Regions from separate parts of the Mus musculus genome. Here all the other regions are linked to region 1. The links are chromatin loops, found by intact Hi-C in ENCODE. Cell type or tissue: heart. All regions are shown on one strand.

The links. Peaks named below come from ENCODE experiments on the same cell type or tissue, not always from the same donor. Only the 100,000 strongest peaks of a DNase experiment are listed, where the experiment ranks them.
Region 2: a loop joins it to region 1, with 11 times the contacts of the local background. A loop is called at or near these places in 19 of 42 quality-filtered maps.
Region 3: a loop joins it to region 1, with 10 times the contacts of the local background. A loop is called at or near these places in 10 of 42 quality-filtered maps.

What each region holds. Positions count from the first base shown.
Region 1 is chr12:118,925,964-118,933,963 of GRCm38, forward strand. Abcb5 (ATP-binding cassette, sub-family B (MDR/TAP), member 5) reads right to left here. Exons shown (of 28, transcript NM_029961.2): 10 at 6,532-6,645; 11 at 5,888-5,998; 12 at 2,725-2,850; 13 at 1,259-1,462. Among named protein-coding and RNA genes, the nearest start is that of Abcb5, 36 kb to the right of the region's middle. In heart, CTCF peaks have their summits at 937 (motif pointing right) and 4,771 (motif pointing right); no DNase peak of the experiment used is centred here; H3K4me3 peaks cover 737 bases; H3K27ac peaks cover 340 bases.
Region 2 is chr12:119,974,972-119,982,971 of GRCm38, forward strand. The region is part of intron 1 of Tmem196 (transmembrane protein 196); the gene reads left to right. Among named protein-coding and RNA genes, the nearest start is that of Tmem196, 33 kb to the left of the region's middle. In heart, a CTCF peak has its summit at 6,976 (motif pointing left); no DNase peak of the experiment used is centred here.
Region 3 is chr12:119,321,578-119,329,577 of GRCm38, forward strand. Gm46331 (a long non-coding RNA gene) reads left to right here and starts at 4,668. Exons shown (of 3, transcript XR_001780539.1): 1 at 4,668-4,839; 2 at 6,127-6,353. In heart, a CTCF peak has its summit at 4,028; no DNase peak of the experiment used is centred here.

The sequences.
Region 1 (8,000 bases):
GTTTCCCTTAAGGTCAACTTTTCAGTGACTGTGAGGTCAAGAATGGCTTTTGCTGCTGATTCTCTGTCTTTCTGTCTCTGTCCTCCTCCCTCCTCCCTCCCTTCATTCTTCTCCCCCCTCTCTTTCTCCTTTTCTTACTCCCTCTTCTTCTCCCCTTTCTCATCCCCCCCCCCCGCCACCCCCCAGTGACTATGCCTGTGAATATTGGCATTCATCACACTAACCTTTAGTTTCTCCTTTTATTCTTTGGATTACAGCATTGTGACTTACTATTAAATTTACCGCAAAGGGCATCTTTGTTTATACATGTTCTTTTAGTAAAGTAAATACCAACTTGCAGAGTCAGGTTGAAATGCTCTTGAATTCTAAGTGAGAGGCGGGAGAGCACTGTGCATTTGAGGAAATTCACTGAAAGGAATAAAAGACCAACAAAGGGCAATGTGCTGCTTCTCAGCCAAGGAAAGGAACCTTCAAGCCCCGAGTGATCTTGCTGGCCTGCATGCTATGTTAATCACTATGTTAAATCACGGCATAATAAACATTATTTTAAAAAAAAGTTATTTTTTGTTACAATGTACACAGTGTGGTTTTTAAGTGTGTCCTTCAAAATTAACGCTTTTTATTATTGTGACCCTCTGGAGTGATGGGTTGCAGATATAATTTAACTTCAAGTGTAAGTTTTTTTTATCTTATTGGATACAACCACAATTATCAGGTGGCTCTAATGAACTTAAACTTCAGGAAAGATAGGTAAATGGTTTAAAAACTATCACCCTATGTTCATTAATACTTGTCTTGCTTCCAAGAATTTCAAATTTTATCACATCTTTTTACAGTTCTACATTTTTAATACAGTGTTCGTTCCTTGAACTTTTAGAAGAACCTCATCTTAGCACATCAGTCCTGACAGCGTGTGAGCATGCCATTTTTACTACTAACCACTAGATGGAGGTACAAACCAACATTCTCAGCTTGCGCTCCCGATTTTTCTCAAGTTTCTTTGTCCTGCTTTAACATAGATATTCTTTTCTTTTTCGGGTACAGTGACATGCAGAAAAATTAAACTTACCTCTCGCAATTGGCCTTTTACTGACGTCTTCCTTCTTTTGGACTTTAGCACGTTCCTCGGTCTGCAGATGCTGCATCTAAAATACTCTCCACATGAACCCACTGTGTAATGTGAATTGGCCTAGCTGGGCTGTGCGGAGCCCTCAGGTACTCTGGCTGGATTTTGAGAACCCAGGCAGCACAATCTCACCTTAGGAAAGGCCATTATGAAGTCGTAGGCGTTTGCCTCCCTCGCTGCCTGTTCCATTTCCTTTTCACCCACACCTTCGCGCCCAAACTTAATATTGTTACCGATGGTGGTCCCAAACAGAACTGGCTCTTGTCTGACCACTCCAATTTGCTCTCGGTAATGTCGCACGTTTTGGGCTCGGATGTCATTCTCATCTACGGTGATCTGCCATACCAAAGAACCAAGCAGGCTATGATGCTGTCCAAGGTGTTGGCTTCCAACTGTCTTCTTAATCCAAAGAATAAACTGAGAAGTAGTATCTCAGCCAGGACTCGCTATATTTTAGTAAACATATTTATGGTATGGATAACACCAATAGTTCCCCCCCCCCCCCGGAAGATTGGAACTAACAAATCTTCAAGAAATTTTAATTAACTTAAAATCCCATGAAACCACAAACTAAGTATTAATAAGGTTGTTAATAAGACACACATACACAAACACTGTAGATGCTACAAATGTTATATAGACAGACGCCATCAACTTTGTTTTAAGACTGATGGTGTCGATAAGGTTCTAGCCTTTTTTATTTCTCAATACTTTATTCAGTCCCCAAAGGTAAAAGTTCCTTCTCTGTCTTCTTAGGTAGCTCAACATATTCCAGAGACAGAGTTGGATGTGGCCATGAGAGACTCCATTCCTCACAGCCCTGGCATTTGTGTGAGAATCAGCACTTCTTTACACTGACTGATTCGGTAATTTATTTAGTCACCATTAGCATAAACTCCGGCCTACAAAGTTCTGAACAAGTTTTCTTTTAAAGACAATGTTGTAAGTGTTAACTAGAAACATTAAGAATTAGTATTTTTTTTCTTTTTGTGTACATGTGTACATGTTAATGTGTGTGCATGCCGTGTGTATAGAAAACAGTGTTTGGGTATGTACGCACATGTGCATAGGAACCAGTGTTTGGGTATATGCACATGTGTGTGCATAGGGACCTGTACTTGGGATGTTCACATGTGTGCATAGGAATCAGTGTTTGGGTATGTGCACATATGTGCATAGGGACCAGTGTTTGGGTATGTGCACATGTGTGTGTATAGGGACCAGTGTTTGGGATGTTCATATGTGTGCATAGGGACCAGTGTTTGGGATGTTCATATGCGTGCATAGGGAACAGTGTTTGGGATGTGCACACACATGTGCATAGGGACCAGTGGTTGGGTCGCTTCCTGGATCAATTTCCTCCTTAATTTTTGAGATAGGATCTCTTAGGGAACCTGGAGTGCACCCATTCATCCACCCTTGCTGACCAGCCAGCCTCAGAGATCCAGTTCTCTGGCACTGGGATTGCAGATGTGCAACTCACAAGTTTTATGTAGGTGCTGGGGATACAGCACTTCTCGATGTCACAGCAAGCTCTGAAACACTGAGCCATCTTCCCAGCCCCTTCTGCATGGTTTTCCCCCACAGTCTGCACTTACACAGCCGTCCTCTGGGTCATACAGCCTCTGCAGAAGCTGCACTGTCGTACTCTTGCCACTGCCACTGGGACCAACCAAGGCTACTGTCTCTCCAGCCTTAATCTTCAGATTGAGACCTTTCAGAACCTGTTAGATGCACAGGAATGACACAGTTAGGAATGACAGACAGTTATATAATACAGTCAGAAAATTAATCTGTAATTATAAACAGAAAAATTCTTAGGTGGCACATGAAAACAATTTAGATCTTATATTTATTTGTATAATACCCCATTTATACCTATAGTAATACACAGTTTGGGAGTACAGTATTTAAACATTTCTTTATACATAGAAGAGATCTAATTTAGGAGTTATCTAGGCACAGAAAACTCTTCCCATATTTTTAATAGCATATTTTAATTGTACAAAATTATAATGGGTTTCTTTATGACATTACCATAAGTATGGTATGTATATCTTGATCACATTCATCCTTCATTGCTTTCTCTTTCCCTCTTTCCTCTCTCTTCCTTCTCCCTTCCTTGTTCCATGTGCACACTGTATGTGCACATGATGTGTGTTTGCATGTGTGCAGGTATACATGTATGTATGTGTACATACACATAGAGGCTCCATGTTCACAACAGGAGTTTTCCTCAATTGCTTTCCACCTTATATATTGAGGCAAGGTTTCTCTCTGAGCCTAGTTTTCAGTGAGTCTGGGTTGGTTAGCATTTTGGGGGGATTCTATCTCTGCCTCCCATATTCTGGGATTATGAGTGGGCTGCCATAACTACCAGGTTTTAAGTGAGTGCTGGAGATCTGGACCCTCGGCCTCATGTTTGAGTAGTGGGTACCTTACTTGCTCACTACCAAGCAAATCATCTACCAAGCCTGCAAACTTCACATTTTTAACTGAAATACCTTACACGAATCTTAAAACAACCAAATTAATGTTTTATTTTTTAATTTGTAGCAAGTGGAATCTTGACAAATAATTGAGTTACTTAGGAAAGTTCCCCTTTAGAATAGGTCTAATATTTTTACAAGGTACATTCCAAATAGTGAGTTGGGAGTGGAAAGCCAAGTCTTGAAAGCTAAGCTGTTCTTGACTTTCACCTGTGCAAAGTGGCATGTCCCCTTCTCTCCCAAACAGATACACAAATTAGTTAAAGGCAATTGTTTACCCAGGTATGCTAGCCAGGAGTTTGCTTGGGGTACTAGTGAAAACCCAGCTTCAAAATAAAGAAACAAATAAGAATTGTTTAGAACCCAGAGAGCGTGGCCCGGGGCATTATTGGCATAACTGGTGCTCAGGGTCCCAGAACCCAGCTTAAATGTATATCCAAAATGCAGTCTAAAATGCTGTGTTAGGAGAAAAGGCAAAAACCCAGACAACGATGGTGACAAACAAGTCATAAAGCAAAAGACTCTGAGGAGAGAATTTCAGTAAAAAACGCCAGTCAGAGAAAAACAGAGAAAGAAGTGGGTGCATTATTTTTAATGCAAATTCTATACGGCACATTAGAAGTTGATAGCATTAGCAATCTCATTTGTTTCACATAAAATTTTGTCCCCACTTCTTATATCCTAATTACGTATTTTGTTAGTAGCTGCCTTTTGTAATCCTTAACAATTCTCCTTTTGAGGGTGGGTAGCAGAGGAAGCAAATGCATTAATTAAATATAAATACAAATATAAGGACAATTTAATAGGAACAGCAGACATATTTTCCCAAGAATTATTTGTTTTTAAAAGATTAGTATGTTGAGTGCACTCCAAGAGAGCATGGGCTGGGCATTAACAATTAAAGGCCGAGTGATTCGAATGGGACAGACTGTGTTTTGATAAATGTGTGTCTGTGCACGGGCACAGGTATGTACGTGTGCCTGTGTGTGTGAATGAGAGTGTGGAAAGTGAGAGGAAGGGTATCTAAGATACAATTGCACATGCAGTAGAAGTCCTAAAGGTAGGAGAGGGAAGGCTTAACAGGAACTCATCTGAAGGTTGGAAACTCCCATATTCAAATAAATTAAATACAGCTGGATAATATCCCGGCATCACCAGTAGGTGGCAGCATTAATCCAAGACATTTTAGTGTGCTTAGAAAAGGAGCATGGAGGAAACATTGGCAGTTAAAAATGACTATCGGTCCAATACAGGAGAGAGGAAGGAAAATATAAATCACGGTTGCAGATAACACGTGTTATAAGGTATGCTCTTGTATTCTCAATTGTTAATTGCTGGGTTGGCAGCGCCAGGCTAGCAGGATCTGTAAATATTTGTTGCTTTCTCACCCAACCCAAGAGAAAAAGCAAGCTGTGAAAGGGAAGGTCACACATACTATTCCCCGCCCCCACCGCCCCCTCCCAGGCCAACTGGACGAAAAGGAGGGGGATTTTAGCATAATAAAGAGCTTGCGGTTGGATCTGGGGCAGAAGGGCTGGCAGGAGGATTGGCAGGAGGACTGGTTGGAGGACTGGTTGGAGGACAGGGAGAGAGAAAGAAAGGTAGCAAGGCCCTGAGGTAGAGCTGAGAAAGAGTCAAATGACTGGAGATGTCAGTTTAAATTATGGGCTAGCTGTGAGACTGCCCAGCAAACAGGCTAACAGCCTTATGCTATACAGATGTCTCCACAGCTTTATTATTAAACCACAAGCCCCGCAATATCCAGATATATTTGCTCACTGCTTGTCAGATATTGGCCTACTTGCTTCTTTAAGGAAGTAGACAAAATCTGGGTCAAAATCATCCGAAAGAAGGGACTGGGCAAGTACTTGGCATGCAAGTCTGAGGATTGCAGTTTAACTCCAGAGCATTCATAGGGATTCTGGAAGGGGTGGAGGCAGCTATCTGTAATCCCAGTGTGGGAAACAGCAACAGGAGATCCCTTAGCAAACTGGCTAGCAAACTAACCAAACTGTAGAGCTTCCAGTTCATGTGAGAGACACTTCCTTAATATGTAAGGTGGAGGCTGATCACAGAGGACACCAAATGTTGATCTCTGGCCTCCACAGGTACATGCACACATGTATATGCACACTCCCACAGGTTAACGAGCATATAGTCACATATCACACATACATAAATAAAAGAATCTTTAAAAAAAGTTCCCACAACAGAAGATTCTGGCCTGAAGACAATGTCAGAAAATGGAAGAATGAAACTGAATTTAACATACCTTGGCAGAAGGTCTTGATGGATAGCTGAAAGAAACATTTTTAAATTCTATGTTTCCTTCTATACATTCAGGTACAAATCCAGCTGTTGAAAAGTTATCTATATTGGGTTTCTTGGAAAAACAAAGAGATTGTTATACATCTTTAAAGGGTTAAGCTTCTATCCCAGAATAGTTTAGAGATGGACCCTAAAGTTCTTTTAAAATCTCCTTCCTGTTTTAGAAGTACATGAAACTAGACATGAAATTTTGTCTTTGTTTCTTTCTCTTTCTTCCTTTCTTTTTTTTCTTTCTTTGTTTATTTTGTTTTATTGCTTTTTGTTTTCTTTGAGACATGGTTTTTCTGTGTAGCCCTGGCTGGAACTTGTTCTGAAGACCAGGCTAGCCTCAAACTCACAGAAATCCACTTGCTTCTGCCTCTTGAGTGCTGGGATTAAAGGTGTATGCCACTACCACTAGACAGACATGAAGTTTTCAATAAAAAATCATTCCCCCACAAAAGTTAACCACAATCTTTCACTCTATAACCAAATAACCAATGTGTAGGTTTTACCCACCCTGTGGTTTTCCGGAGTTGAATGTTCCTATCTTTCAGGTTCCTTCTTAGAGTAAGGACAGATATCTTTCAATGCAGTGAGAGCTCCTACCTTATCAATAACCTGGAAAATATTAAAGGCAGCTCCTCTGGCTACTGTGAAGGTTTCCAGGTGAGGGGCTACAGATCCAATGCAGTAACTACTATGGATCACACTGAAGAAAACCTACAGGGACAAAGTAAACAATAGTCACCTTGTAGTGAAGTAAGAAAGACAATGGGATTGGGAGGTGTGTTTGGCCTGTGCTCATGGACTATGAGAGGACTTACATAAGAATATGGAAGACAACCACTCTGGAAGTCAGTCTGGCGGTTTCTTAGAAAATTGGACATAGTACTACCGGAAGATCCAGCAATACCTCTCCTGGGCATATATCCAGAAGATGTTCCAACTGGTAATAAGAACACATGCTCCACTATGTTCATAGCAGCCCTATTTATAATAGCCAGAACCTAGAAAGAACCCAGATGCCCCTCAACAGAGGAATGGATACAGAAAATGTGGTACATTTACACAATGGAGTACTACTCAGCTATTAAAGAATGAATTTATAAAATTCTTGGGCAAATGGATGTATCTGGAGGATATCATCCTTAGTGAGGTAACCCAATCACAAAAGAAGTCGTTAGATATGCACTCACTGATAAGTGGATATTAGCCCAGAAACATAGAGTACCGAAGATACAATTCGCAAAACACAAGAAAATTAAGAAGAGAGAAGACCAACGTGTGGATACTTCATTCCTCCTTAGAATAGGGAACAAAATACCCATAAAAGGAGTTACAGAGACGAAGTTTAGAGCTAAAACGAAAGGATGGACTATCCAGAGACTACCCCACCTGGGGATCCATCCCATAATCAGCCACCAAACCCAGACACTATTGCATATGCCAGCAAGATTTTGCTGAAGGGCCCCTGATATAGCTGTCTCGTGTGAGGCTATGCCAGTGCCTGGCAAATATAGAAGTGGATGCTCACAGTCATCTATAGGATGAAACACAGGGCCCCCAATGGAGGAGCTAGAGAAAGCACCCAAGGAGCTGAAGGGGTCTGCAACCCTTTAGGTGGAACAACATTATGAACTAACCAGTACCCCAGAGCTCGTGTCTCTAGCTGCATATGTAGCAGAAGATGGCCTAGTTGGCCATCATTGGGAAGAGAGGCCCCTTGGTTTTGCAAACTTTATATGCCCCAGTACAGGGGAATGCCAGGGCCAGGAAGTGGGAGTGAGTGGGTAGGGGAGCAGGGCGGGGGGGAGGGTATAGGGGACTTTTGGGATAGCATTTGAAATGTAAATAAAGAAAATATCTAATAAAAAGAATCAAAACAAAACAAAACAAAACAACAAGATGGAAGACAGGATGAAGACTGTAAGGGAAACACAGGCTGCCCCAGCAGTCTTGGCCTATTCTCAGGATGACACTCCAATTCGCGAGTTTGTGTCTCTCCAGCTGCAGCAACATTTGAGTTGTCTGAACCATGCTGGCCCACAGGAAGCGGCCCACAAGCTGAGTGTGCT
Region 2 (8,000 bases), 1.0 Mb after region 1:
TAGCATATTTTTAATTCCTTTGTTATTAATTTTGGTTTCTCTGTCATAGAAGATTTCTGTGTGATTGCAATAAAGATTTAAGTTCTTTTCATATAAGAAATAATTTGTAATCCGGGCAGTGGTGGCACATGCCTTTAATCCCTACACTTGGGAGTCAGAGTCAGGTGGATTTCTGAGTTCAAGGCCCGCCTAGCCTACAGAGTGAGTTCCAGGACAGCCAGGGCTATACAGATAAACCCTGCCTCGAAAAACCAGAAGAAGAAAGAAGAAGAAGAAGAAGAAGAAGAAGAAGAAGAAGAAGAAGAAGAAGAAGAAGAAGAAGAAGAAGAAGAAGAAGAAGAAGAAGAAGGAGAAATAATTTTTAAATAATAAAAACATATCATGGTCATAATAGTAAGAAACAAACCAACCAAAAATCCAAAACAGAATAGCATGGTACATTCCTGGGATCTAGGAAATATAAACACTGTGATCCAGGGATTCAAGGTCATCTTTAGCTGCATTGTGAGTTCAAGGCTAGCCTGAGCTACATGAAACAGTGTCTCCAAAAACAAAAACAAAAACAAAAACAAAAACAAAAAACAAAAACAATGAGATGGAAAGATGTCTCAGCTATTAAGAGCATTGACTGCTGCTCTTCCAGAGGTCCTGAGTTCAATTCCCAACAACCACATGGTAGCTCACAAGCATCTGTAATGGGATACAATGACCTCTTCTGGTGTGTCTGAAAACAGCGAGACTGTACTCACAGATATAAAATAAATAAATCTGTTGTTAAAAAAAAGAAAAGAAAGGAAGGAAGGAAGGACATAGTACTACCGGAAGATCCAGCAATACCACTCCTGGGCATATACCCAGAAGATGCTCCAACATGTAATAAGGACACATGCTCCACTATGTTCATAGCAGCCTTATTTATAATAGCCAGAAACTGGAAAGAATCCAGATGTCCCTCAACAGAGGAATGGATAAAGAAAATGTGGTACATTTACACAATGGAGTACTACTCAGCTATTAAAAAAATGAATTTATAAAATTCTTAGGCAAATGGATGGATCTGGAGGATATCTTCCTGAGTGAGGTAAACCAATCACAAAAGAACACACATGATATGCACTCACTGATAAGTGGATATTAGCCCAGAAACTTAGAATACCCAAGATACAATTTTCAAAACACATGAAACTCAAGAAGGAAGACCAAAATGTGGATACTTTGTGCCTCCTTAGAATGGGGAACAAAACACCCATGGAAGAAGTTACAGAGACAAAGTTTGGAGCTGAGACAGAAGGTAGGACCATCCAGAGACTACCCCATCCGGGGAGCCATCCCATAAACAACCACTAAACCCAGACACTATTGCATATGCCAGCAAGATTTTGCTGACAGGACCCTGATATAGCTGTCTCTTGTGAGGCTATGCCAGTGCCTGGCAAATACAGAAGTTGATGCTCTTAGTCATCTATTGGATGGAACACAGAGCCCCCAATGGAGGAGCTAGAGAAAGTACCCAAGGAGCTGAAGGGGTCTACAGCCCTATAGAAGGAACAACAATATGAACTAACCAGCACCCCCAGAGCTTGTGTCTCTAGCTGCATATGTAGCAGAAGATGGCCTAGTCAGCCATCACTGGGAGGAGAGGCCCTTGGTCTTGCGAAGAAAATATTCCCTAGTACAGGGAAATGCCAGGGCCAGGAAGCAGGAATGTGTGGGTTGGGGAGCAAGGCAGAGGGACGGTATAGTGGACTTTCGGGGTAGCATTTGAAATATAAATGAAGGAAATATCTAATAAAGATAAAACGAATAAAAGAAGAAAGGAAGGGAGGGAGGGAGGGAGGGAGGGAGGGAGGGAGAGAGAGAGAGAGAGAGAGAGAGAGAGAGAGAGAGAGAGAGAGAGAAGAAAGAAAGAAAGAAAGAAAGAAAGAAAGAAAGAAAGAAAGAAAGAAAGAGAAAAAGAAAGAAAGAAAAAAGGAAAAAAGAAAAAGGAAAAAAGGAGGTAGGAGGAGCAGAAAATATATAACAATAAATAATTATAAAATTAATACTTGGAATTTATTGCTCCTCACAATTTGAATCTCAGATGCTCCATTTACATATTTCATGTTGTCTCCCTCTCATTACTTAATTAATTATTATTAATCATTATTATAATTATTCTTTCTTCATCTTAGCAATATTAGTGGCTTACATACACTACTTGCAATACTAGAGTATTCTGATTTTTCTCTGTATAATTAGTCTTATCAGTATGTTATACACTTTGTCATAATTTCTTTGTACTTATTCATGCCTCCTTCTCTATGGCTGAATGACTCCCTGGATCATTTCTTATAAAACACACATGAAAAAGGCATTCTCTTAGCCTCTATTTGTGTCTTTATCTTTTTTTTTTTCATTTTGCAAGGATAGCTTTGCTGAGTATATTCTTGGTTGAAATAAATTTTTGTTGATATTTATTTACCTTGTCTCCTATGGTTCTTATGAAAATTGTGTTACATTTTCTACTGCAATTTAAAGTTTCTGCTGAGATGTCTTCTGTATTATAAATTCAGACACCTTTACATGTTATTTGTTTCCTTTTGCTTTCAACATTAATAATCTTTTGTCTCTTATTCCTTGGAGAAGTAGATTAGAAGATGGCTTGAGATAAGTTTGGTTACCTAGAACTGAACAGCTTTGGTCCTGGAACCCTATCTAGGGGTGGCAGCAAGAAAATAAAGAAAAGACAAAACCACATACCACATACATCAAAGCTAGGATAAGATGAAATTTGCTATATCCACCCCCGCCCCATCTGTGTATTCATTAGGTACAGCTGGGGTTGACGCTGCTAGCCTTGGTAGCAAGTTTCTGTAGGTGAACAGTCTGAAGCTATAACCATCCAGAAGAAGGAAGCTGCAGTTTTTAGGGTTTTATACACTGATCAATAGTTAATAAACACTTACACCTTGATTCCCACAGAATTTTTTGTTATTTCACTTGAGCCTCACCCATATGGGTAACAGCTCTGCCAATTTTCCATGGATCCAAAGTCTTGGCGTCCTTAACTTGTCTTTCCTACATCACAATACATACTTGTTTGGGACTTCCTCTGGTTCCTACATTTGATTGAATTAATTCTGAATGGTGGCCTTTGACCATCCTGTACCTACATATTTGTACCCTTCTCTAGGCTTGGAAAGTGCTCTATTATGTTCTATTTGAATAACATTTCTATCCATTTAGCAAACTCACATTTCCCATGAACCTTAAAAACATAAAATTTCCTTTTGTTTTTAATGCTATCTCAAAGAATTCATAGCTTGCTTTATTTCTATTCAATTTTGTTGTTTACTTCTTTGTGGTTATTAGTATTGTCAATGTGTGGATTTTAGAATCATCTCTTAGATAAAACTCAGTGTGTTTGTGAGTTTATTATCAGAGTGTTTTAATATCTAGGAAAGCATACCCTGGTTGAAAGGGACTGTCCAAGGGTCTCGTGTTGGGTAAAATGGGAAGGGGCAAAAATGAACACCAGCAGTCACCTCTATTTCCTGACCTCAGCTATCTCACACTTCTGACCACCACCATGAATTGTATCTCTTCTTAAACTGTTAGTCAAAATAAATCTTTGCTTCCTAACAAATGGTTTTGTAGGATTTTTCTTTCATGTCAACAAGCAAAGTAATAATGCATCCACTGAATGAGTATTTTCCAAATCCTGTCTTCTTGCTCTCTAATTAGCCCATCTATTTGATCCATGGATGTCATCTATCATGTTTCAAGTTCAGTTACTGTCTTTCTTAATTCAAATTTTTGTTTTATCATTTAAATAGCTTCTGTCTCTTTGCTAAATTTTCCTATCATATTGAATAATTCGGGTTTTTTTTTTCTTTCTCGTGTTCTCTTTTCGTAAAGGTCACTGTGTTTCCTTAAAACAAGTGCTTTAAGGGGCTGGAAAAATGGCTAAGTTGTTGAGAGCATATGTTGCTCTTGCAAAAGACCTAAATTGGGTTCCCAGTACAAATGTGTTGGTTCACAACCAACAGTAACTCCAGTCCCAGAGGAACTGATGCTCTCTTCCAACCTCCATGGGCGCTAGAGTCACACACACGGTGCCATACATATATGCAGGCAGAACATTAATACACATAACAAAATAAATAAATCTAAAAAATTAATTTAAAACTTTTAAATTCTTTATCTAAGATTTACCCATATTAGTTACTTAATTTTCAGTGTCTGGTAAGTTAGTTTGACTGATAAGTAAGGTCATGTTTCTAAAAGTTCTTCACAGTGCTGATAAACAATTTGATGCTTCATTAAATATCTAGATCAATATTCCAGTTACCTTGATCCACTTTTACTTTGGCTTTTCAAAAATTATAAACAGCTTCCTGATTTTTCCTCAGCCTAAAGTGACTTATATGTCAGCACAAGATGACACTATCAGTTCATGGTTCCCACTAGGTCCTTGTTGGTGTACTACTACTATTCCAATTCTAGAAGGCAAATCAAATTCAGGTCTGTCCTATATGTACCATTGCTGTGCTGTTCAACATGATCTGGAGGAGTATTTAAAATAGTCAGGTTGTACTCATAATTCTGTCCTTGTAAGCAGGGACAGCCCAAAGATTGCTCCCAAAACACCATTCTCTGTTTAAACAGTCCAGAAATTTCCTCAGGGATAAGTCACCCAACGAGGAGAATCCTCAGATTCCATACTATACTCAGTCAAACCAATGTTAAAAAGTACTTTGTCATATCTTGGGCTTGCAGGCCCACACTGCCATGGGCTTCCTCTATTGAGGGCCTTGTGCCTTGGGGCCCACAGTTGGAACCGCCAGAAACATGATATCGACAAGATAGAAGCACAATTACTTGGGTGTACATACCTCCAGGCCTTGAGGAATTGTTCATGGACACTGATCTGAAAAGAGGAGTTACTTAGATCTGTCAAGTACTAAATGGAACCCAAAATTTCGTTTTATCTTTTAAAAGCTTCTGCCTCTTTGCTAAGTTTTCCTATCATTCTCAAACACATATTCTCTGTTTTCATGGAGGTCGTTGAGTCTCCTTAAAACAAGTGCTTTAACAGGCTGGACAAGTAACTAAGTTCAAAAATTAAAAACAGCATACTGATTCTTGAGTTCCACATCAACACTTGTATCTTCACCCTGCCCAATCCCAACAAATGGATTCTTGCTATATCTTTTGTTATCTAAGGATGGTTTAGTGGAGAAGGAAGCTCCTTATCTACTGAGACTGAACTAAGTTGGGCATTATCTGAGGGTAACTGTTATAACAACCAGTGCAGTCTCACAGTGCATTCAGGGACTGCACATGGTGGAACTAGAAATGATAGATGCAAAACCATAAATCTACTCTACCAGGACAATTGTTTGCCTAGATCTGCAGATGGTCCTAAGACTCCATGTATGAGACTAGGCCTGTACATAGGAATACTTTGTTTCTTTATTACTTTTGTCCTGTTGCTGAGTGTTAGTGCAGTGGGCCTGACACTGAACTTTAGGCCAAAATTCTGTGCTAGCTTTGGTGACCTTTTCCCAAACAGTAAAATCTCACTCCCTCTTCTGCTCCCAGAAGCTGGAAGACCTGATAGATTCACTTAGCTGCCAAACTAGTGCATTTATAGTGTTTTGGTGCTTTACATACCTATGGCAGGATATTTGGGGCTCTGCTTAATACTGGATTTTGCTGTGAAGAGCCTGGCACCAGGCTCTAAAACTATGAGTTAAATTTCATCTCTGCCAAGTAGATGGCAATTATTTTTACTCAGATTGGTTGGTCTAATAAGGAAGGGATGATGGGGCACCTTTTTCTTTCTGCCTTTGTCAATGCATCTTTTCTCACTATTATACTAAAACTTTGTATACTAACACTGTGGACTCTCATCTCAGTCATTTTCTGTTGTAAAGGTAGCACACATGAACGGCTGTTTCAGTTTGTAAACATATGAAGACACTATCACTATAGAATCTCACTCATATGTCAAGTTATTCTGCCTTTTAAAATAGTCTCATAAACATTTCACTGTAGCTGAAAATATCATTAGAAAATGTACTTGTTAGTAATTTAGTCTCCTATCAGATCATTCTAATTAAGATAAATATTATTTATACTCCATTTTAAAAGATTTTTCTTAGTTGCTTTTAACAAATTCAATTATCCATCTGTCTTAAAAGCTAAAATGAACACATTCTACACCAATTCACTCATTCTACCTATTTCTACATCATACAGTAAATACTTAGCATTTTAGCCCTCTTAAACATGAAGATTAGAATTATTTTCTGGATGTATCATTTTCTGGTACAGTAATAATCATTTTCATACAGGTATCATGAGATGATACAGAGTACAAATGCTCTAAGCCATATATTTCATGATTCAAATCCTTATTCTGACATGCAGTTGCTAAACAAATTGTCCAACTTATTTCAGACAAAAATTTCTTAAGCCTTTCTGTACAATTTTCTTCCTCTACACGGTGTATAAGCTGCATGAACTGAAACATTGCCTGGTATTACTTGGTCAGTGTAAACCCACAGTAATAGTTTCATGTTTGATGATTAAAAGTTGCCATCCAAGTCTAACTTCAGAAGCCCTCATTCTTTACAATCTACATCATTATTGTACTTTGGTCACTACCACATGATGTACATCTCTAAATATAGAATGGCTAATAAAGGAAATTTCATGTGAAGTTTTTATTATAGTGGAAAATAAGTATTTTAAGTAAGGTAGAACACTGATGATTTCTAGGAGGACATTGATGCTCCAGACAATAACAGATTGTAGTAATTATAAGATATGTCTATGGAAAACCTGAATTTTCAAAAAAAAAAAAGTCTATCATTGATAAAAACAAATCTCTTTTTGAAAAGACATTCCCAGTTAGAAAGGCCAGTATTTTGGTTATAAATTGAGACTCAGTGTTGTAAATTCGTTGGTAGCTACTGCCACCAAGTGGTAGCAAAATGCTTCTTCAGAGAGGAACCCAACAGGCTTTGGAGGAAAATGGAAGGAGCTGTGTTTCTTCCTACCCCATTAAGTCATAAACAACCAAGATCTGATCTTCATAAAATGCCAACATTTCTTTAATTTCTACACGAACACCACCTTCATATCATGCTACAAATGAAACTTAAGACTGTCATTGTCTGTCCCAGGAGGGACCTCTAATACAAAAGAAAAAGGTACAAAAACATAAAGTTCTAAACTACTTGAATTCTAAACTACTTCAAAGCCATAGACTTCAAATGGCTGGTGTGTGAATGTCACCCTGCCACTTATTTGTTTGATAATGTCAATAAAAAAATCATCTGAGAATTACACTGCTTAGCTAAAATTTGAAGAAGAAAATAGGTAATAAGTGTATAAGGGTTAGCCTGTTTGGAGGTACTCAGGAGTAGAAAGCCTGCTCTTTTATTATTTTTATGCCTATTTCACTGCATTTTTCTTTCTTGCATTCAAATAATAACTTATTGTCATTAAAATTGTTGCTGATATATCAATCTAACATAATAATAAAGAGGCTCAAGCAAATTTAGATAACACAAACTCTGTCAGCCATGACAAATATTAGTTACTTTTCCTTTGTTTTGATAAAATGCTGTGACCAATGGCAACTTAAGGAATGGTCTAGTTTGGCTTATAGTTCCAAGGGCTAAATGTCCATAATGGCAGCAAGCAACTGGAGGAAGAATCTGAAAACTTACATCTCAACCATACACAGGAAGCATGGAAGTTAGACTATACAAATTATGAAACTCTACCCTAGCATTGGGCTCTATTATCTCTTCTAACAAGCACCTCCAACATGGGTGAAAATATTTAAATCATTGATATTGTAAGTGCTATTTCTCATATAAACCATAACAACAAGGATACTTGATTGTTTTTCTAGTCCCAAGAAGAAATGCACAGTGTACAGACAGAACTAAAAGTTTTACGTCTATGTTAGGTCACTAAAATTTCTTCCTGAGCAGTTCTCAATC
Region 3 (8,000 bases), 400 kb after region 1:
TCATTAAATGGGAATTTCCTCAGCTTTGGTTAGAAAATGGGGCATCTTAATTATTAAAAAACCCACAGGCTCTTTTTCCCTTGTGAATAATGCAGATGTGTCACCAACCTACTGCTTGATTAGTTCATTCCGGGTGGTTCCTAGGAATGGCACATGAATATTTACTCAGTAATATCTCAATTTTCTTCTGCTCTGTGGTTGAATCTTCTCTTAGGTGCATGAGGATGGTTCTTTGGCACTGAAGGTGAGTCCCTGCACTTAAAGAGGTTGATTGTTGATATTGTCATGTATAGAGCTCTCTTCCATCAACTAGAATGAGCTCTTACCACCTCAGGGCCAAATGGAGGTTCATGGGCCTTCTTCTACTCTACCTTCATCTAGTAGTGTTGAGATGTCACTAGACCTCACAAAACCTTGGTCTCCTTCTTTCCTCTCAGTGAAGTTTAGACAGTACCTAAAATGTCAAATTTTGGAAAGGAGAACTATATATGAAGGAAATATTTGGCTTTTATCTTCATGTTTGATTCCCAGTCCTCCTAGGAGGGAATTCAAATATTCTCAGTCTTTCTCTGAGCCAAACCCATCTTGAAGATGTCCACTGTCAATGTGCCCAACGTTAGAATGACCCTCAGGAGCTTCTGTGTGGTATAGAGAGTGCAGGATATAGAGTGTTCTATATATGGTGCTATAGTCCATCCTTTAATTTGAAAAAGTTGAAAGAAGCGGAGGGAGAACACCCTATATTTAACAAATAAACTCAGAAGTGATCTTTCTCTAGATTCAAATATATAGCTCTTCTAGATGTTCACACTAAATATGTTCAGCAAGCTTTCTGATAGTGACAATGTTAGAAATTGCATATCAATAATGATGTGTATATTCTTGGTCAAATGCTTTAGAAAGTAAAGGACTGGTCTGCATTGTGATTGCTATGGTACATTCAGCATTCCCTTATGTTGATTACATAAAATTCCTTGCCATAGATAATTCCAACATTAAATGTAGTCTAGCTTATAAAATAGAAAACCAGCCTATATATGTGGGCATTTAGTTTGTATCAAGAGAGAAAAATATGAGGCCCAAATAACATGTTGGGCTTCAATATAGAACTGCTTGCACTTCCCATCCAAAATGGAGGACAGAGTTATTTGTGTTTCCCTCAGAATGCCATCTCTAAAATTGTTATAATGACATGATATTTGTAATGTCAGTCTGAATCATCAAAAGTTGACCAAAAAAAGTCCCTGAGAAGATCCTGTCTGCCTGTGAAAGACCTAAATGTGAATTAAAAAGTGTTCATTCCATGTTTTATGCTCTTGCCATAATAGACTTCCTAATATATATTTGGTTGCTTTTATATAATGTCATGTATTTGGGGTCAAGTATACACCTGTGAAATTATCACTTTTATCCAGGCTATAGACATATCCATCATATCTCAATATTTTTTCTTACCTCTTTTATTATATGACTACCTTACCAAAGATCTTATCAATTTACTTGGCTGCTCTTAAGTATGCAATATGCAGTGTGGTTAGCTGTAGACAGTATTTACCACTTCAGGACTCCAGAGTATCAAGTGTTTTTACTTTTTACTGAAGCTTGATGCATTTTGTGTACCCTTCCCCTCAGTCCTTGGCAACAATCATTTTAAGTTTCTGCTTCTAAGATTTTTGACTATGTTAGATTCCATATGTAAGTGAAATCATGTGGTGTTTGTGTTTCTGTGTCTGGATTATTTCACTAAGAGAAAGAAATTTTGGATCCAATTCCTTAGCAGATTGAAGATCTTCCTTCTTTTGTTTCAAATAAAAATATAAAAAGATCACAGAGGAAATCTTGCTCATATTACTCTATACAAAGAAGGAAGCACTGCTGGGGCTCTTTCCAATAATCATAAAACCTCTACAACATTTCAGTCTGAAAAGATGAAAACTTACATGACTCAGCACTAACAACTCCATCAAGAATCACTGTGTCCAGTCAAGTATTAGAGTTTCTCTACCAATGCCAGCTGCCTTACAGTTTTTCTCTTTCTCAATGTGCTAAGAGAATGTGTGAGAACACCAAGGACAGCTCTTACATTGTCCATGACCAGAAATACATTGATCATCTTTTAACAAAGAAGGGGATGACCTTTTTCAACAATATTGTAAGCCAAACAACTTTCAAATTTGTATTAGAAAGTGACCTCTTTTGAAGGGCCATCTTACTAATAATGCAATGCCATCTGCAGGTATAAGATATTCAGTGTGACTCTATAACATCTTCTCTGTGAGACTTGTACAAAGTTGCATTGTTTCTTTACTCAATGAAAAGAAATATGGGACAACAATTGTTTAGAGCTATTTCTGTGGAAGTCCTTAATCTTACCCAGAGCTAGATAGCAGGTTCATTAGCAACCTACAAATGCGGTTAGCTTGCGTACAATGTCCAAAACCTTGATGTCTTGCTATAAAAGTTTGAAAGGATAAATTTTAAAGTATGTTATATGTATTTTGATGCAAGCAAGAGGAGAAAGCTACACCAAAACACAACTAATCAAAACTAATTCAAGTGTATTAGGACTAAATTGTTAAATAAGGCATTAGCATCCCTGATGTGCACTCCTTGGAAAGATTTTCACTTGTCAATAATTAAAAACAGAGTATAATATTTCATCAACTTACAGTAGAAAGCACAGTATATGTTAAAATTTAAATGGCATATATAAATATACAAATAGATTCTAAATGTAAAAAGACAATATGTTGTTTTTAAATGTAATTTTTATGTGTATGACTTCTTTACACTAGGAAAAGTTTTTCAATGAGCTGTGATAGTAGCCAGGAAGGCCATTGATGACATACACAGACTCTGATGTTTAGTCAAGTCATTTAAAAATTGGGACAATTTTAGTTGTCTCTTTATCAGGTTGTTTAAAAACTGGATAGTTAATACAGTATTTCTTAACTTCACAAATGGAAAGCAGAGACTTTAGACTGTAAACAAAAGTTTCAGGCTGGCCAAACTTTCTCTTGTTTGGTATTCATCTTTGGGTAAATTTCAAAACTGATGAGCACTAAGGCTTATTAGTGTTAGTCTTTATGTCATAGATATCACAGGCTCCTGGGGCTTCATATTTCTCCCTAGTACAGTGTTCTTATTACCCATCTCTCCTGCTGTTTTTCTGCTTAAGAGATTCTCAAGCTGGCTGTATAAGCCAGATAATCCTGACTTATACTTGTTTAGCAGAATGAGATTTTTAAAATTTTGCTTGTTTGGTTTTAAGACAGGGTCTCAATTTGAAGCCATGGCTGTCTTGGAACTTGCTATGTAAACCAGGCTGATCTCAAACTTATAGAGATTTCCCCTACCTCTGGAGTGCTAAAATTATATGCTCCATCATACCTGGCACAGTCTTTTGTTATGTTATGTTTTGTTTTGTTTTGTTTTGTTTTTTTGGAGACTGGGTTTCTCTGTATAGCCCTGGCTGTCCTGGAACTCACTTTGTAGACCAGGCTGGCCTCGAACTCAGAAATCTGCCTGCCTCTGTCTCCCAAATGCTAGGATTAAAGGCGTGCACCACCACTGCCCGGCTTAAAAATGTGTAGCCCAGGCTGGCCTCGAACTCGTGATCCTCCTGCCTCTGCCTCCTTCAGCAAGTCCTACCGGCGTGTGCCACCACTACCGGCTCCTGGCACAGTCTTACACATGTTGCTGGTGGCTATAGTCATGCTATTGGGCATAATGGGCCTATGGCCTCACAGTCTAAACTCTTTACTATTTAACCCTTTGTTGAAAACATTTGCTGACCTCTGCTATACATTAGAAAGCATTTCTTTACTTCTGTGAACAACATTGGCATTTTGTTACTTGTTCCTGCTAGCATTCATCTATAGTTCTTTAAAATTGTTTCCCTAGAGTAGCTAATTCATCAGAGAAATGACTGGAATTTGGAAAAGTATTAAGGAAAGAATGAGAAGAATACATGCATCTGAAAAAGATGGGCTTGAAGGTGCTCAGTACATGACTGCCCTTTGCTGCCATCTATGGGTACCAAGAGTCCTCTAAGTTCCTCAGTCTTTTTCTTTTTTCTTTTTCTTTTTTTTTAAATTAGGTATTTTCCTCATTTACATTTCAAATGCTATCCCCAAAATCCCCCATACCCCCCCCCACTCCCCTGACCACCCACTCTAACTTCTTGGCCCTGGCATTCCCCTGTACTGAAGCATCTAAAGTTTGCAAGACCAATGGGCTTCTCTTTCCAATGATGGCCGACTAGGCCATCTTCTATTCATATGCAACTAGAGACACGAGCTCTGGTGGGTACTGGTTAGTTCATATTGTTGTTCCACCTATAGGGTTGTAGACCCCTTTAGTTCCTTGGGTACTTTCTCTAGCTCCTCCATAGGGGGCCCTGTGATCCATCCAATAGCTGACTGTGAGCATCCACTTCTGTGTTTTCTAGGCCCCAGCATAGCCTCACAAGAGACATTGGGAACAAAACACCAATGGAAGGAGTTACAGAAACAAAGTTTGGAGCTGAGATGAAAGGATGGAGCATCTAGAGACTGCCATATCCGGGATCCATCCCATAATCAGCCTCCAAACGCTGACACCATTGCATACATAAGCAAGATTTTGCTGAAAGAACCCAGTTCCTCAGTCTTAACATATAAGTTGTATTGAAATGTTTTCTCTGTTTTAAGCAAGTAGACTTATGATGTACTTTCTGATTTTTTTCTTCTGATAGTACATATGTCTGTCCACATTGAAATCATAGACACTGACAAATATACAGGAGAGAGGAAAGCTTTCAAATAAGTGGTGATTAAGTCCTCAGGAAAATGCTATCAGGTATCATTTGGTGTGTGTGTATGTGTGTGTGTGTGTGTGTGTGTGTGCGCGCGCGCGTGTGTGTGTGTGTATACACAGCAGTATATATAACAAATGTATTTTATGGAATAAAAACTTTTAACTTAGCTAGTAGAGAGATATAGCAGCTATTAATTTACTGACTCTACCCCCAGCCTAGCCATTTTCCTTGCCCTGTAATAACAGAGATGGGTCTTGTTAAACAGGGTCAGGGTCAGTGTTTACTCTCCAGCAAGTCAACCATAACTCCTTCTAACTCATGCCTTTCAGGTGGCTTGCTTTGACATCAGCTGCTGTCTTCCACCATTTTTACTCAGTTTATTATGATTTCAACTCCTGTTGCAACTTTTTTATATTTCCCTTGTTCAGATTATTATATGGTTTCTCTCTTCTGATTACAATGTAACTAAAATAACAGAGAGGTAAGAACAGACTGTGTTTGTTCCTAAAACATTTTATCTAGTAAGCAAATTAAATTTCCCAAGTATAAAGAGTCCATGGAGTGAATTGGCTTTTGTATAAGCCTTAAAATGAAATTACTGAATCATTTTCTACTTAACAAGATCTCTTTAGTGTATGAGCAACCTCTGGGAATTCAAGAGCAATAATAGGGAAGAGAAAATATTCATTTCACAATTCTACCCATTTCCTTCAGAAAATGAACATGAAAAGAAAACATTTTCCAGTTTTGGTTTCCTAATTCATTTTACTCTCCTTCTTTTCAAAGTTTCCTATTCTTGTTTCTTTACTTCAGTCCTGGTGACCCACTGGAAACTTTAGACACCTGTTTCTATAGCACTGCTTCTAAGAGAGCAGTTAGATGATGTGTGCTGAAACCCAAGTTAAAATTTCTTTGTGGGTAGTAGATTTATAAAGGTAGACCACTGAATACCATTGTAGCTTCACTGAATCAGAATCCTGAAAGAGCAGAAAACCAGAAACCTACTACAGTTCTGTTTTTCTTCCATGCAAGACTACTGAATTAGTAACCATTTATAATGGTATTATCCAATATTAATTTGCATTCTAATATGAGAAGTTCTAGTTTATTATAGATTAGATTAGCATGTAATCTTGGATTTACTTTTATCTGGGATATTTTAACACTTGTTACAAGAGATTGTACAGTCCTTGAGTAAAAGCTCAGCCTTAGATATGGATGCTAGAGTCCACAGGCTCAAAAATCTGTGTGGTTGAGCTTCATGGTGAGCTTCTGAAAACAAGATGCATGCTGCTTATTTCCGCCTCAGACAATGATTCTCTATATAGATAAGTGAAGAAATAGTGGAGGTGGTATAAGGAAACTCTGTAGTGATGTGTGGAGGAGCCGATAATGGAAGTTGCACACACCCAAGATGGAGGCTGGACAAAAGCCTTGAGTGAGAAGCAAGGCCAAAAGACTCAATCATTCCTCAGCAGGGGACAGAAGGATTGCAAGGAATGAGAAAGTACTTAGTGACCATCCATGTCCCACCATTTCCAGACATTTCTCTATGGTGAGTAATTATTTATAAAAAAAGAAAATATTTTAAAACTTCTTTTGACTTTAATAAGTATCATATTATATAACTCAAGGTTGACATACAAAGATATTTACTGTTTTTTTTTGTTTGTTTCTGCTCCCTCACTGTCTTCCCTTTCTCTCCCTCCTTTCCTTTTGGTGAAAGATATAAAACTCAAGACCTCTTAAATACTTAGCCAGTGTTCTACTGCTGAGCTACATCTCTCATCCCACCTCTATAGTCAAATTACCCTGAATTCCCTGAAAAACAACCTTTAGGGAGAGAGAAGTCCTGTAATGTTTGTTACCTATCTACTTAACCTTTCATCCTTCTGACTTCTTATTTTGAACTATTTGTAAGTTCACATGAGTTTTCTTGATATTTATATATTTATTATATACATCTATAATATTTATAGCCACTTTTTACAGTGAGAACATATTGCACAGGTAGAGTATGATATCTAAATGTGTAATATTTATTTTTAAAAACTCTAGATAATGACTGTTTATGTAGCTGGAAATTTAGTAAGTGAATAATTATTCAAGGAACTGTGTTTGCTGTGCTACTTGTAGTAATGGAGTACTTAGCAATCTGAGGTCAATCTTAATAGACCCTGAGTTCATTCATTGCTATGGTTAGGGGGTATCATTAGTTATGACTTATTGAAATGCTTTAGTTAGTCACCACATCCTTCTACTTTTGAGACTTGGTAACTCTGGACTCAAAGAACCAACTCATATTGAAAAATGTTTCAAATTTCTCTGTCCCTTCTTATTAACATATTGTAGACAAACAGAAGCAGGAGATGAAGAGAAAGTAGAACTGTTTTGACCAGTGCTACACAGACAGCTGCTGGAATATGATATGCTCATGAAATTGATTTTCTTTTCATGAAACTCATCATATTCTCCCTTCATTTGAATTTTCTCTGTGTTAGAACTTGATTCTTAATATTGGCACTACATTTGAAAAGCTTTGATTCTTTTGTAAGATATTCAATTATTGACTCCCTTTCAATTTTCTACAGTTTTAAACTCTAGAAGACTTGGATATTAATAGAAGTTCTACCAGCTATGGTTTTTCTAACCATGACCAGTAAACTTTAATCATCCGTGCCTTTCAATTTCACCTGTATACTCAGGGTTATCTAGAACAACACTGCAAATAGAAACTGCAGATAGATGTGTAGGAGGGAATTTATTAGGGAAGTTGGCCACTGAAAAGTTCCATGACAGGTCTTCTGCAGGCTAGAGACCACCACATGGTAAATCCCAACTCAGAGACCCTCACAACCAAGAAGGCTGATAGTATAACTCTTACTTCAAGGCTGAGAGTCCAAGTACTCATTCATGGAGGGGAGCAATGCAACCTCAAGACCAGAAAGCCTGGGGTTCTGATGTGTAAAGCAGGAAACAAGGATGGAGTAGTTCTCAGACAGGTGTAGGTAGGTGTATTCACAAATTCCCCCAGGAGTGGCTATTCACAGAACAAACGTATATTTCTTACTGTGTGGTGACCTGGTTAGCTTTAATTTTCAACTTAACACAGGCTAGAGTTATCTGAGAAGAAAGTCCCAACTGGAGAATTATCTAGATAAATTTGCTTCTGAGCAGGGTGTGAAGGATTGTCTTAATCGTT